Regions from separate parts of the Homo sapiens genome. Here region 2 is linked to region 1. Evidence: chromatin contacts called from ENCODE Hi-C or POLR2A ChIA-PET data. All regions are on one chromosome and are shown on one strand. Each heading gives the region's core, a stretch centred on a gene start or an enhancer-like site at or near the end of the contact. The rest is flanking DNA. Distances are from core to core; before and after follow the strand shown. Region 1 holds the start of MREG (melanoregulin). Region 2 holds the start of LINC00607 (long intergenic non-protein coding RNA 607).

Evidence for each region. A loop is a pair of places that touch in the nucleus more often than their neighbours do. ChIA-PET counts read pairs that join two places held with the same protein, here RNA polymerase II (POLR2A). Pooled maps may share reads with other maps.
Region 2: a map with no recorded cell type shows a loop between it and region 1 (8-fold over the local background). The contact joins the promoter of LINC00607 here to the promoter of MREG in region 1. A Hi-C loop is called at or near these places in 10 of 37 single-sample maps with no recorded cell type and 2 of 50 pooled maps. POLR2A ChIA-PET finds 5 or more read pairs at or near these places in 1 of 52 experiments (GM12878).

What each region holds. Positions count from the first base shown.
Region 1 is chr2:216,010,103-216,015,398 of GRCh38, forward strand. It overlaps MREG (melanoregulin), which reads right to left and starts at 3,449. Exons shown (of 5, transcript NM_018000.3): 1 at 3,131-3,449. The coding sequence starts at 3,225. RefSeq lists an enhancer at 2,504-3,271 and a silencer at 3,244-3,653.
Region 2 is chr2:215,842,062-215,846,958 of GRCh38, forward strand. LINC00607 (long intergenic non-protein coding RNA 607) reads right to left here and starts at 1,475. Exons shown (of 10, transcript NR_037195.1): 1 at 1,265-1,475.

The sequences.
Region 1 (5,296 bases), core at 2,199-4,698:
CTAAATCCAATCACTGGTGTCCTCATAAGAGAAAAGAAAGGGAGATTTGAGACACAGAGGAGAGACACATCAAAGATGAAGGGAGGCAAAGACTGAAGCTGTGTGGCCACAAGTCAAGGAACATTGGGAGCAACCAGAAGCTGGAATCAGTGAAAAATGATTCTCCCCTACACCCTTTGGAAGGACTGTGGCCCTGCGGAAACCTTGATTTCAGACTTTTGGCTTCTAGAACTGTGAAAGAAAAGATTTCTCTTTTTTTTTTTTTTTTTTTTTGAGACGGAGTCTCGCTCTGTCGCCCAGGCTGGAGTGCAGTGGCGCGATCTCCATTCACTGCAAGCTCCGCCTCCCGGGTTCACGCCATTCTCCTGCCTCAACCTCCCGAGTAGCTGGGACTACAGGCGCCCGCCACTACACCCGGCTAATTTTTTGTATTTTTAGTAGAGACGGGGTTTCACCGTGTTAGCCAGGATGGTCTTGATCTCCTGACCTTGTGATCCGGCCGCCTCGGCCTCCCAAAGTGCTGGGATTACAGGCGTGAGCCACCGTGCCCGGCAGATTTCTCTTGTTTTAAAAGCCACTACGTTTATGGGAAGTGGTGGTGGCAACCACAGAAAACCAGTGATTACATACTCCAAGTATTTCTTTTAATTAATAAGATGAAATTTTGAACCAAAAGTCACTCACTATTTTACAGACAAATGATCAATGATCGGCCAGGCGCAGTGGCTCACGCCTGTAATCCCAGCACTTTGGGGAGACCGAGGCAGGCAGATCACGAGGTCAGGAGATAGAGACCATCCTGGATAACACGGTGAAACCCCGTCTCTACTAAAAATACAAAAAATTAGCCGGGCGCAGTGGCCGGCACCTGTAGTCCCAGCTACTCGGGAGGCTGAGGCAGGAGAATGGTGTCAGCCTGGGAGGCGGAGCTTGCAGTGAGCCGAGATCATGCCACTGCACTCCAGCCTGGGCAACAGAGCAAGACTCCGTCTCAAAAAAAAAAAAAAAAAATAGTGGTGATTGTTGCTTAACTTTGTGAATGTACTAAAAACTACTGAATTGCATACTTTAAAAAATTTTTAAATCAACTAAAAAAAAGTTTTCAGAACCAATCTTCAGATGCCTTGTATAGGAAAGAACCTGCAGGTACCCATATACACACACGCCACTGTTCCACGTATCCATTAATAAGCTGTTCTTCCCAAATATTGTTATATGGAAATGGTGCCAGAATGACACCAAACCACATGAGACCAGTCCACTCATACCCACATGCTCAGAATAACAATGATAATTAATAACTACAATTTATTGAGTGTTAACTATGTGTCACACTCTATACTAAGCACTTTATATGTATTATCTCCTTTCATCTCTCGTGGCAAACCTTTGAAGTATGTACTATTATCATCCCCATTTTACAGATGATGAAATTGAGGCACAAATAATTTTAATAACTTGTGCCAGGTTACCTAGTTGGGTGAGCAGACTCATTCCAGGCAACCTGATTCACAAGCCCTATGCTACTCCGCTCCAATTGACCCTGGGGCTTCTTAAAATCACATGCAAAATTCACTGACTTGTATTCACTGGATAGAAGCTAAGACAGGAGAGCATCTAAGATTTTAAAACAACCAGAACTATTAACTGAAACAGCAATCCTGGACAGAAAACTGGAAATACTCAAGCCTCTGAGGTTGAAACTAAGCTCAAGTCTGTATTTCATGTTACTAAGAGCCCTGACAAGTTCAGTGTATAACCTAAGCATAAAATTCTAGATTGCAGTTACCCACTACCTATTAGATTAGAGATAGATTATTCCATTTCTCCCTACACACAATAATCTAAAAATCTAAGTGGGAGTGTCATTGACAAGAGCAATCAAAATCACTGTATATTGTGTGTATGACTTTATATATATAATATACATGAGTTACATGTTTATATACATGTGTGCTTACCAAACAGCGAGGAGTAGATGGTAATTTCTAAGTACTACATCCTAGAAGAGGAAGATGGATAAGGGCAAAGTAATCAAAGAAGATTGCTTGAGAAGGCCTTGAAAATAGCTTTTGGGAAGGAGGAGCAAGGATAAAGGTCACCACTTGAGGGAGGGTTGGAGCCAATGAGTGGATTATTCCCACGGCCGCAAGGAGTGTACACTGTTTAATGTACTGGAAAATCAGAGTGGACAGGCAGGAAGGGGTTATGTAAGATCTCCAAAGTCAAGGGGGTGTTTGGACTTGATAGAGTAAGAAAAGGTAAATCATTCCTTAGAAAAAGTTGTGCAAGCTGTATTACGTGAGTTTCATACTTCAAAAGAAAGAAACCCTGGCTTTAGTATTTGCTTACTCAACCCTGGAATTCCACCTGAAATACTGTTTCCTAATTCCATTTTAAATATTCTGTTTCTGTCATGTCTACCCCTGAGGCATGACCTAGTCCAGCCTCGATTTCAGCAAACTCAAGATAGAAAATGATTGCTTAAAATCACAGCCCTGAACAAAACTGGGCTGGTATGGTCTCTTCACAAAGCCTCTTAGCTTATTGCTAATGAGCATTACATTTCCTCACACTTCATAGCTTAACCTGTAATGAATCAACATCCTAGTGAATAGGCTGCCCCTTGATGAAACATGCATTTTTTTCATGTGAAAAATATTTCCTTATACTCAGTCACTGGAATCGTCTTCGTTGGGTAATAAAATTGAATGAGAAATAGACAACTTTTTTGCTGAGTGGCACAGAAATCCACAGTCGCCCGTTTCACTGTAATATACCGATCAAATACCCAGTCACAGTTGTATTTTATCAGACCCCTATGGAAACTTCTGATCAACTTCTCTCCCTTACTTCCCTGCCCAGGTAGGACACCCGAATTCTTGGCACTTTGCACAGACATCCAGCTGGGTCTCAGGTGTCTCCGAAGATTTGTGCTTTTCGGCAAAAATCTTACTCAAGGAACAAACCCAAAACATCCCATAAGGAACCAAGGGGCTGAGATGGCGCCTCCGCGTGCCCTTCCAGCAAGCCCACCTCCCCAACTCACACAAGCACACAGGTGTCCACACTCTCGGCGCCCGGCTACGGCCCAGGTAAGCCCAGATCCCGGCCCGGGCGGCGCACCCACCTGACGAGGGGCTCCTTCTCAGGCAGGGCGCGCTCCTCCAAGCACTCGCACCCGCAGCAGCAGCACACGGTTCTCAGCCAGTCCCTCAGCCCCATGGAGAGCGAGGGCCCCCACCGGCGCCGGAAGCCTGGGGCCGAGTCGCCGCGGCGAGCGATCGAGGCTGGGGCGCGGCCACCGCGCCAGCGTCCAGGTGCGGGGACAGCGGCAGCCCGGGCGTCGCGGGCTGGTCCGCGCGCATCACGCCGCGGCCGGGGACGCGGGCGAGGGCTGCAGGCCGCGCGCCCTCCTCTCCTTGCGTTTTGTTTGGGGCGTGAGTTTTCTTCGGGCTTTTTTTCCCCTCTTTTAATTCCCCGAGCGCAATTTGGGGCGCATGCGTCCACGAGACGCCCCGCTACCGCCCTCTAAGGGTGAAGCAGGGACTCCAGCCAGTCCTCAAAATCCCAGGGCACCGGAGGCTGGCAGCCGGGCTGGGGGAGGGCGGGGAGGGGAAAGCCCTGGAGCCACAGAGCACGAGGTTGGGCTGAATCTATTCGTACCTTTTATTGGCTTCACTGCGCGAGGAAATTAAAGATCCTCCCCCACCCCTACAGGCCTTCAAAGCAGAGTTTTGGGCATGTTTTTGATGTCAGCTCCACACAGAGTAAAAGTTACCAAAAGAGCATGGATTGATGCATATCGGCGTAGGGTTTTTTTTTAAATAATATATTTACAATGATTTGAAAAATTGTTTTCAAACCTCCTAGTCCTTAAATAGCCCCTATTTGTGAGGCAACCACTTGTGAGTTTCCAGAGCTATTTATATATAGTTGTATTTATTTGTGCTTGTACAAACTTGTTAATATATGTGCCTGTCCTCATCCCTTTGACCCAAACAGCGGCATACTCCACACATTTCTGCACCTGGCTTTTTTGACTCAGTGTATCATGGAGGCTGTCCCTTGTCAGCGCGTGGATATCCTCCTCTCATTTTAACAGTTGCATGCTAAGCAGTTTTAAGGATGCCCACATGTTACTTACTCAGACCCCTATTGATGGACATATGGGTGGATTCCGGCCTTTCATTATTAAGATAATGCTGCAGTGAACATTCTTGAACCAAAGTATTTGAACACGTCTGCAAGAATGTCTATTGGATAGGCCGGGCGCGGTAGCTCAAGCCTGTAATCCCAGCAAGTTGGGAGGCCGACGCGGGCGGATCATGAGGTCAAGAGATTGAGACCATCCTGGCCAACATGGTGAAGCCCCGTCTCTACTAAAAATACAAAAATTAGCCGGGCATGGTGGCGGGCGCCTGTAGTCCCATCTACTCAAGAGGCTGAGGCAGGAGAATTGCTCGAACCCGAGAGGCGGAGGTTGCAGTGAGCCGAGATCACGCCACTGCACTCCAGCCTGGGTGACAGAGCAAGACTCCGTCTCAAAAAAAAAAAAATAAAATTAAAGATATATATATCTATTGGATAAATGTTTGGCAGTTGAATTGCTGGGTCATTGGTCAGGTGCCTTTTTAATTTTGATGGATCTTGCCAAATTGCTCCCCAAAGAAATAATCCGAATTTACTCTCTGACCAGCAACATATGAAAGTATCTACTTCCCTATACCCTCGCCAAATGCAAGGTTCAATCTAAAGTTTTGTCTTTTCCAGTCTGATTTATTCAACAAATATTTATGGAGCATCTCATCTGTTATGTGCTGGGTATTTTCTAAGAGCCGGGAATAAAGCAGTGAATGAAACAAATACAAATCTTTACTCTAATGGAGCAAACGTTCTAGTGGGAAGTCAGACAAAGTATTATTCAATATGTTAGGAGTCCATATGTACTATGGAGAAAAATAAGGCAGGGAAGGGAATAAGAAGTGCCAGGGAGAGCGGGGTGTGTGTGTGCACGCGTGTGTGTGCGCGCGTGCGTCTGTGCGTGCGTACGTGTGCGCGCGCGCGTGCGTGTGTGTTCGTGTATGTGTGCGTGTGCGTGTGTGTGTTGGGTGGAGGGGAGTGATGCCTGCACTTTTAAATGAGGTGGTCAGGGAAGGCCTCGCTGAGACTGTGACATGTAAGAAAAACTTGAAGGAGGTGAGCAAGCTAGCCATGATATCGCCAGGAAGAGTATTTCAGGCGGAGTGAATATGGGCAAAACCCCAGAGGAGGGAGAATGAACTATAGGGTACCT
Region 2 (4,897 bases), core at 225-2,724, 170 kb before region 1:
ACAAGAGCAAAACTCCGTCTCAAAAAAAATAAAAAATAAAAGAAAATAAAAGAAAGTTTGGGACTGAAAGGAAGGTTCTGAGAGTGCAGCTCTTTGGTGGTGGCAGGTTTCTGAATGGGCTGGTGGCAGGATGGGACACCTACCAGGTAAGTCTTCCCCTGTCTTCCTGTGTCTCAGCACTGACCATGTTACTGCCTTACTGGAAAACCTCAATGCCCCTCATTCCCCATCCAATAAAGGCCCCTCATGTTCTGGCACTATGTTTCCTTTCCAATCTTATCTCCCATTATTCATTCATACAAGCCCTGAACAAAATTTGTTAAGTTCCTAATGTATGTCAGTTTCTTAAGTGCTAGAGTCAGAGATGATCAGAAGCACTGTTTTCATCTTCCCAAAATCCACAACTAGAAGGCAGGCAGTCCAGAAACCAATCACTTGGGTGTCTAACAGGCGTCTTGAAATTACATGTTCAAAATTGATTTGATCTTCCCTCTCAAACCTGTTCTTCCCACAGCCTTTCCCACTTCAGCAAATGACAATGGTCTTCCTTCCATTTCTTCAAGTCAGTCTTGGAGCCACTCTTGACTCCTTTCTCTTTCTCTTACAGCTTGTTTCAGCAAGTCCAGCTGGCTCTGCCTTCAAAATACAACCAGGATCTCATCACCTCTCACCAACTCACTGCCACCACCATGACCCAAGCCACCATGCTCGTTTCCTGGGTTACTGCTCTAGCCTCCAAACTGTCTCCCAGCTTCCATCCCTGCCCCTCTATAGTAAATTTTCAACATGGCAAGCAAAGCAATCCTTTATATTTTAATATAAGACAGGTCACGTCTGTAGCCTACCTGCTCAAAATCTTCCACTGGCTTCTCATCTCATTCAAAATGAAAGCCAAAGGCATTCAGGTCGTGTCTAGGACCATGCATCCTCTGGCCCCCACTTCTTTTCCCATTAAAAGTACTTATTGTACCACCACCACTCTCCCTCCTCTCACTCTGCTCCCACGGGTGTGTTTCTCAAACACCATCATGTCCCACCTCTGGATCTTTCCTCCAGCTGCTCCCTCTGCCTGGAATACTCTTCCCTAGGATAGGCTCATGGTTCACTCTCTCACCTCCTTTGGGTCTCTGCTCAACCATCACCTTCTGAGAGAACTTCTCCAACCACCTTGCACAAAATAACACTATCTTTCCCAAGCACTCCCTACTTTCCTTACTTAATCTGATTTATTTTTCAACATTGTACTTATTTTCATTTGACATACCTTCTATTTGTGTTATCTGTTCATTGTTCATCTTCCCCATTTGAATAGAAGACACAGGAGTTCAGAGACTTTGTCTGCTTTCTTCACTGCTGTCTCCCCTGCACTTAGAAGAGTGCCTAGCATGTAGCGTGCTCAGTTAATACATATTGAATTGATTAGTTAACTAGCATGAATAGAGAACTGTTTTCTTTTCCTTCCAATTCCTGGATTCAGTAAAATCCTATTCATTTAGTAAAATCCTACTTGTCTTTAGTCTCAGTTTAAAGGTCACCTCTTCAAAAAGCTATACCTGACTCACCCTAGAGAATTTGGTTCCTCTGGCGTGTGCTCGTGATACTTCATTTGCTGGATGGAACATGAGTGAATGGAGTGGTGGCATTCCTGTCGGCCTCCATCTGCCAGTGTGTCATATTTCCACCTCTATTACTCATCATGGTTCTTCTGGCAGCCAGTGACTAAACCAAGTCACACAGCCAACTTGCTTTCAGAACATGAAGTTCCACTTCAGTATTAGGCTACTGTTGAGTCTCCCCCTCACTCCATCCCAGCTTGTACTACCCAGCCCTCCTCCTGGCCCCAGGCAGGGAGCTCATTCCACAGTTCTTCACTCTTTCCCCTGACAGCCCGACAATTCCTCCCTTCACCTTCCATAGGTCTTTTCCCATGAATTTCTTAAATGAAACATAGTGAGGTTATTGTTCACTATATTGGCTTGCTTATAGACATTTTAGAAAACCTCATATTGCATACTAAGATAGTCACTTAGATATGTACAAATATGGCATTTGAAATGTTCCTACAGAATTCTGGGCAACAAGCTCATGGTCCCTAAAATGATCCACTGTGAAATCAATGGTGACTTAACACTTTTTATCTCCAGTTCTTTTGCCAGAAGCATAACATATTACAAGTTCAACAAGAGCCACTTGATGAGCATGGTAGCCATGCCTGTAACCCCAGCACTTTGGGAGGCCAAAGCAGGAGAATCGCTTCAGGCCAGGAGTTCAACATAGCAAGACCCCATCTCTACAAAAACAAAACAAAACAAAACAAAACAAAAAACCATTAGCCAGATGTGGTGGCCCGCACTTGTAGTCCCAGTTACTCAGGAGGCTGAGGCATGAGGATCACTTGAGCCCAGGAGGTCAAGGCTACAGTGAGTTAAGATGGCACCACTGCACCCCAGCCTGGGTAACAGAGCCTTAAGACCCCATATCAAAAAAAACAAAGAACATTTACTTAACCTCAAAATCCGTCTCTCTAAAAGAATAGTTCATCAATGAATCAATCATTCAACATCTAATGTGTACCCAATGTTGGGTTATATGTTTCTCTTATTAGAGGAAACCAACACATGTGAAACAATGGACAGTGTAGTGGACATCACATGATTTGTTCTGCACAGAATCTGTTTTCCCTTCTGGTTTCCCTTCGGGAAAACACATGTCTCCTCCACTCTCAGTCCACTTGTTTTGGGTAGAATTGAACCTATGTTCAGTGTACGAGTAAACAGCGATCCAAGCCTGGCCAGTCAGAGCATCCCAGCCATGGCCACAGTAATTGGCCCAGGGATGGGCATATAATCCAAACCAACCCAATATGAGTAGATTCAAATACAGTATAGTAGTTAAGCAGAAGACTACCTGGGTTCAAATCCTAGCTTCACTAATTACCAGGTGTAAGAACTTGGCAAGTTATCTGCTCTTTGATGGCTCCAGTTTCTTGGGTAGGAAATTGGGAAAATAATTTCTAGCCATAGGATGGTGAGACAGTTTAGGTAAGACGATAAAGGCAAAGTGCTTAAAACCATGCTTGGTACATATTAAACTTTCCATGAATGCTAATCAACTCCATTTTTGGAACTTTTATGAAAGAGGATCTTTCTTCTGGGGCCATCTTGCTAACACATGGCAAGAGCCTGCCTAAGTCAAACCATAGAGGAGAAGCAGCTTAGGAGAAGTGATGAATCCTGGCCACATCAATTGAGTCCCAAGATCTAGATGTGCCTGATATCAACTACCCCCTGGACTTTTTGTTACGTGAACAAATACATTCTCTTTTTTTCTGAAGTAGGTTAATTTGGGTTCCTGACTCTTGCCTGAAAGAGCTCTGCCTAATACAGGCAGTGGTTCTAGGCAATGTGTAATTAAGCGCTAAATGGGTTTCATAAACAGCAGAAGAGAGCAGAATGAGGCAAGTTCAATATGGGCTACTGTAAGTAGTGAGGACAGGGATGGGGGGAGTTCACCCACCTCAAATTCTGCCAGCTCTGGCAGCTGTGTCAGAAAATATCTGGGGAGTAATTGAGATATCATTGTCCCAGAAGCAGTATATTTGTTGATCAAAGAAAACTCACCTTCTAGAAAAAATAATGCCATTACAGAGGTTTTTCTTTAGCACAAATCTCTCGCCTCCCCTCATAGCTAGAATCTAGCACTCTATCTTTTGTCCATGTGGAAATGACAACTTCCAAACCTGCAAAAATGACTCTTTCCAATAGAGTGAAGAAAGGCCTTTGGTTTTGTATCTAATAATCATGTTAGCTGGATGTAACTGACACTTTCAGAAACGACAACTTCAAAGTGATTCCTTCCAGGAAATTAGAAGGCACAGAAACCATTGCCTTATCCTGAAGTTTCCATCCAAGGCTCCGTGGGCGCCTTTAGCCCTGAGTTCAGGGAGCTGTCCCTCATCTGAAATTGTGCATGTTTACTGTAATCCTCCTCTAGAGTTTCCTGGGAGGAAATTCATTTAACATCCCTCCCTCGACCTTTCTTTTTGAGCAATTTGGTGTATCCACCTCTCAGCCTTTCCTTGAAGAAATCCAGCTATCTATCCTTTTTTCTATGTTGAAAATAAAAGAGAATCTGTCTTTTTCACAATGCGGTGAGCAGGTTATATACAGCATGACAAAAGCATCATTTCATAGGCCTACGGTTTGAAGTTGATAAGAGGTTTTCAGGAACAAAGGGGTATTTCAAGTGAGTGAGCAAGACAGAGAGAGTGAAAGTGAGAGTAACAGCCAGTCTCACTTCTTCCAAATTACTTCCATTTTTCTCAGGGAACAGTCATCAGAGACATTCTCATTTAGAAAATTCATTACAATTTTATTACCTAAAAATTGCTCAACACATACCAACAACCATAAAGGATATACCGAAAGTGGAAATGCCCACTGTGTTACTCTTAAGGTTAGTATCCGTTGCCAGATTCACCCTTGCTTTATTAAGGTTGCAATATTTAGCTTTTGGGTTTACTAAACGAAAGAAAGAAAGAAAGAAAGGAAAAGAAAGAAAATATTAGAAATATTTGGAAAACGCCTTCTAAAAAGAAGATGTAAAGACAATAGATCAGAGAATATCAGTGGTAGCCAGGATTTCACTGTTTATTTCTTCTACACAAACTTTTTTTTTTTTGGAGAAGAGTCTCGCTCTGTCACCCAGGCTGGAGGCTGGAGTACAGTGGCACAGTCTTGGCTCACTGCAACTTCTGCCTCCTGGGTTCCAGCTATTCTTATGCTTCAGCCACCTGAGTAACTGGGATTACAGGCGCACATACCTTTTAAAAAGCAGACCACAAACAAATTTATATGCACAATTCTCTGCTATTAATACAAACAACAAAAATGTTGGA